Linked DNA regions of Homo sapiens: region 2 is linked to region 1. A link is an interaction called in ENCODE POLR2A ChIA-PET data of the cell type or tissue named here. Cell type or tissue: OCI-LY7. All regions are shown on one strand.

Evidence for each region. ChIA-PET counts read pairs that join two places held together with the same protein. Peaks named below come from ENCODE experiments on the same cell type or tissue, not always from the same donor. Only the 100,000 strongest peaks of a DNase experiment are listed, where the experiment ranks them.
Region 2: POLR2A ChIA-PET joins it to region 1 with 7 read pairs; 1 of 35 experiments calls an interaction of 5 or more read pairs at or near these places.

Annotation. Positions count from the first base shown.
Region 1 is chr2:231,226,375-231,228,874 of GRCh38, forward strand. It overlaps ARMC9 (armadillo repeat containing 9), which reads left to right. Exons shown (of 25, transcript NM_001352754.2): 7 at 400-424. Among named protein-coding and RNA genes, the nearest start is that of ARMC9, 29 kb to the left of the region's middle. RefSeq lists an enhancer at 2,010-2,079. In OCI-LY7, a CTCF peak has its summit at 1,114; DNase peaks (open chromatin) are centred at 1,127 and 2,067; H3K4me3 peaks cover 752 bases; H3K27ac peaks cover 1,291 bases.
Region 2 is chr2:231,311,012-231,313,511 of GRCh38, forward strand. All of the region lies in intron 19 of ARMC9 (armadillo repeat containing 9), which reads left to right. Among named protein-coding and RNA genes, the nearest start is that of MIR4777, 50 kb to the right of the region's middle. RefSeq lists an enhancer at 312-361. In OCI-LY7, a CTCF peak has its summit at 1,114; DNase peaks (open chromatin) are centred at 230 and 1,200; H3K27ac peaks cover 1,626 bases.

The DNA.
Region 1 (2,500 bases):
ATATCAATTTCCTTAGGATAAAGCTTTGAATTGAAGTTAGAGTTGAATTATGTATAAAATCAGATTTGCATTTTTAGTTGGCTTGGTAGCAGTGGGGAAGGCCTTTGGAAGGGGATAGGAAGGGGATAGGAGGCTGTTGAAATAGTGCAAGACTTGAATTCAGACAGTGATAATTGAAATGGGGAGAAGAGGACTTGCCTTCTTCTGAAATGGGAGTGGGTCAGGCCAGTATGGAGAAGTTGCTTAGCTATTTACAGCAACAGTTGGAGCTGGCCCTCCCGGCTCCGAGAATTCTGTTTCATCATGCTGAGGTGCTTTCTCACATTGGCCACAGGATGTCCGATACCCCAAGTACCGTTCCCTGAATGCCTGTTTTCCTGAACTTCTTTTTCATCCCAGAAGGAGAATGGACAAAGTAACAAAGGTAAATCATCTAGATTTAAATTTGTCTAAGAACAACTTTGCCAGTTCAGGTTTGAAGTAGTAAGATCGGTGCAAAGATGGAGAGAATTCATGATTTTGGCTTTAAGAGTCTAAATATTTATGAAAGGCTTTGCAGTCATAGTGACCTGCAGTTCCTTGAGGCCCATTTTCGGGAGGGCTGGTATTGTTAGCTTCGTCTTGCATGTCAGGTAGCTAAGCCTTGGAGAAATGAAGAGAATCCAATAACATCCCAAAGGGAGGTAACTGCAGCAGCAGCACATTTTCCCTAGAAGGTGTAGGGCAGCATGGGTAAGGATAGAGTTCTTTTAATTTAATTTATTTTAATTATTTTAATATTTAACTTTTACCTTGAACTAGTCAACTGGGGTCTTCGAAGACATATGGAGTACCCATTCTTATCAAGCATTTTCCATTCCCAAGTAGGAATTCCAGTCTTCAGTTTGTAGCATGAAGTGTTATTTTTCCATGGTCAATTGTTTTTACCAGAACTGTTCACTTTTGAGTAAGGTGAGAAAAAGTGTAGTTAATATGAAGTTGGTGGCCCCAGTTGGGGCGCTGTACCTCAGTTTTGCCTTTGATACTACGTTTTGACAGCTGCTTAAATGATGATGCTGGAAAGGGCCTGTGATGCATGTCATCCCTCTGGTGAGTATTGATGGCATAACCCTCAGTTCCCAGTAGGTGGAGTGTGACTACAGGAGATCTTGTTCCATGCGCCAGCACATTTGCCCTTTCAAAGCAGAGTCATGCCAGAGAGGATTTCAGAACTCCCTGCCATTGCTTTTTCCTGTTTCTTTTTAGGGAGTGAAACTCTTTTAAAGAAAGGAAGCATTAATTAGTAAATTATTTAGCTGTTTGCTCACCAGGGAGTTGGCAGATAAGCAATGGGGTTTGTCAACCTCAGGGAGAGCTTGGGTTTGGGTTTGTCACTCAAGATGGCTTTGGCAGCGTCAGCCTTTGAGAAGGCTTCGGATGCTTGGTTTTGCTCTTGGTAGCCTCAAGCATCCCCAGCTCAGCTGTTCTAAGTGTGTGACTGGTTCTGCCAGCCATGCTGACCCTTCTGTCGCTCAGAGGGGACAGGCCCTGCTGGCCCTTCATGGAGGAGCAGGGCTACAGATACGGCCCCATGGGATCAACCTGGACTGCTCCAAGGGTCGCAGGAGCACCCTGAGTCTTGGAGCTCCCCAAGGTTGCCCTACCCCCAGTACAGTATGTGGAGGAAGACTCCCAGCCTGCATCCTCAGCTCTGCAGGCCCGCTCTCTCAGTGCTAGCCTAGGCCCAGGCCTGGCCACGGTGCGTCCCGGGCCAGTTTGCTCACATCCAACACAGCTGGCATCTTCAACTGGACTGGGACTTTGGATCTTGCCCTGCAGCTCCTGGAAATACACCTCAGCCCACTGTTCCATTGCTGCCTGACAGACCATCCCGACTTGGTGGCACAAAACAATGACATTCACTTATAATGGTGATGATGAGCCTGCATGGTCTGGGAGCTGTGGGCTCAGTTAAGCTGTTCTCCCTCAGCGTGTCTCTCAGGTGCAGTCAGGCGGAGCGGCCTGGGGCCAACTCCAAGGCACTCACACGCAGAGTGGTGGTCGGTGCTGGCTGTCACGTGGGGTCTCAGCAGAGGCCCTTGACGAGAACACCTGCGTGGCCTTGTGGTCTGGGCTTCCTCCAGGCATGTTGCCTGGTTTCCAAGGGTGAATGTCCCCAGAGAGAGCCAGGAGGAAGCTGTATCACTTTTTCTAACCTAGCCTCTGAAGTCAGTCAGTCATTTCTGCTGCATTCTGTTTCTTGCAAGTGAATTCCTAAGGCCCCCTCACCTTCAGAGAAAGGAAATTACATTCCTCTTCTTGATGGGAAGGAGGGTGTGTCAAAGACTACAGGCATTTTAAAACCACCACCATACCCTGCATCTCTGGACCCTAGAGAACTGCCTTAGTTGTTAGTTGAATCTGCCAGGTCGCTGTTCTGAACTAGCCTTTGGACCCCCAGGCAATGGGGGCAGGAAGGTGGTGAGAAACTTCTCTCTCTGGTTCCTGAGTTTCTGCAGCT
Region 2 (2,500 bases), 85 kb after region 1:
AGCTACTTGGGAGGCTGAGATGGGAAGATCGCTTGAGCCCAAGAGGTTGAGGCTTCAGAGAGCTGAAATTTGTGCCATTGCACCCCAGCCTGGGTGACAGAGCAAGACTGTGTCTCAAAAAAATAAAAATAAAAATAGAAAAAGACAGAAGCATAGTGAAAGTTAATGTTGCTGTGTGGGGAGGGACACTGCAGAGAATTTGCTATGCAGCTCACTTTGCAGCCGGCTGTGTGCTACTTTCTGGCATTTATTTTCATATCCTCTTTCCTGGTGGAGTCATTTTTTTTTCTTTTGCTGCTATTCACACTACCTTTTATTCTGTGTTAGTGAATTGTAAGTGCTGCTGGGACAGGGCCGTATCAGTGTGGTTCTCCAGAGGCTCCTCACTACCGGCACAGCACTTGGCACATACCAATGGTGGGGTAGGTATTTGCTGACTGAGCATGTGCCCCGTATAGAACACTGTGCAGGGGTTCTGCTGGGCGCAGTTGCTCACGCCTATAATCCCAGCACTTTGGGAGGCCAAGGCAGGCGGATCACTTGAGGTCAGGAGTTCGAGACCAGCCTGGCCAACATGGTGAAACACCGTCTCTACTAAAAGTACAAAAATTAGCCAGGTGTGGTGGCATGCGCCTGTAATCTCAGCTACCCTGGAGGCTGAGGAGTGAGAATCGCTTGAATCCGGGAGGTGGAGTTCTCAGTGAGCCGAGATCGTGCCACTACACTCTAGCCTGGGTGACAAAGTAAGACTCCATCGCCAAAAAAAAAAAAAAAAAAAAAAAAAATATTGTGCAGGGGTTCTGATGGTTCCTTTCCGCAGAGAATCCCTTCATCCCTTCAGAGGAATGTAAGAAGGCAGATTCACCCAATCCCAGCCTGGAGAATTTTCACAAAGTGCATATACCTATGTAATTCAGACACCACCCACCCCCTCAAGTTCTTGACCTCTTCTTGAAATTTATATAAATGGAGTTATTCAGTATAATATACTCATGTGTCTGGCTCATTTGATCAATGTTATGTTTGCTAACCCCCAAAAAACTACCCCAAATCTTAGTGGCTTAAAAAACAATAATATTTTCCTCCCAATTCTGTGGGTTGGCTTGGCAGGTCCTCTGCTGGTTTCACCTGGACTTACTCATGTGGCTTCATTCGGCTGGATGTCAGCTGGGCCGGAAGGTTCGAGGTGGTTTGGCAGTTGGTGCAGGCTGCCAGTGCAGTGTGCCTCAGTTCTCCGCCACGTGACTTCACTCCTCCAGTGAGCTGGAACTGGGCATCTCTGAGTTCCAAGAGGTTGAAGTTGGAAGCTTCCAGTCCTCTTGAGGCTGAGGCTCCAGAATTCTCAGGGCCTCATTTCTGCCAAATTCTACTGTCAAAGTCACAAGGCCAGCCCAGTCTCAAAGGATTAGAAAAATAGACCCTTCCCTGCATGGGATGAGTGGCAAAGCCACATAGCAAAAGGATGTCCTTGCCAGGATGGCAGGAGTTTGTGGCGGTTAAACAGTCTGCTACAGGGAGATTCTTCTCCGAACAAACCGTTTGAAGATAGTCTTTGTGTGCAAAACAGCCTTTTACAGTTTCACACACTTTTTTTTTTTTTTTTTGCAAAATCTAAGATTTTTTTTTCCAATTGAAGTTAGAGTTTTGGTGATCAAAACTGACATTTATGTTGGCCCTTACTAGGTGGGAAAAGCCAGCTGGCTATTTCAGTCTTATACTACCCTGGCCTTACCACGCTCTATCCTCAGTTCTTAATTTCAGAAACGTTACCATTCTTTTTCTAACAAAAAAGTAGTATTGTAAGGACTCAATGAACTAATCTGTATATTATCCTGAACAGAGTGCCTTGGGTGTATAGTATACATTCGGTTCAGGCTTGCTTTTTTGTTTCCTCCTAGTTCTCCCGAGTGGATCAAGCTCTGGGAATGTTGTAAAAACTGACTTGGCTAGAATTCATCTATTTAACAAATATGTATCAAGCACCTGTTATATGCCCAGGTCTATTCTATATCCTTAGTGTTTTTTTCTGTCTACTCATTCTACCAGTTACTAAGAGAGGAGTATAGAAATCTCCAACTAAATTGTGAATTTGCCTATTTTCCCTTTCAATTCTGTCAGTTTTGGGTTCATCTATTGTGGAATTCATTTGCTTTAAGCATATATGTTTGTAATTCTATCATCCAACAGTGTTGACCCTTTATCACCATGAAATGTCCTTTGTCTCTAATAATGTCTCTAGAATATTTGGTCTGTCCAATATTAATATAGCCACTTCAGCTCTCTCATGCTTGCTGTTTGCATGACATGTTTTATTCTTTTACTTTCAACCTATTCGTGTCTTTTAATATAAAGTACTTCTCTTGTAGACAGGATATAGCTAGCTTTTGCTTTTTTAATCCAGTCCGACAATCTGCCTTTGATTGGAGTATTTATTTAGTGTGTTCACATTTTTGACAGTTTTATTGAGGATATAATTTATATACCATAAAATTCATCTGTT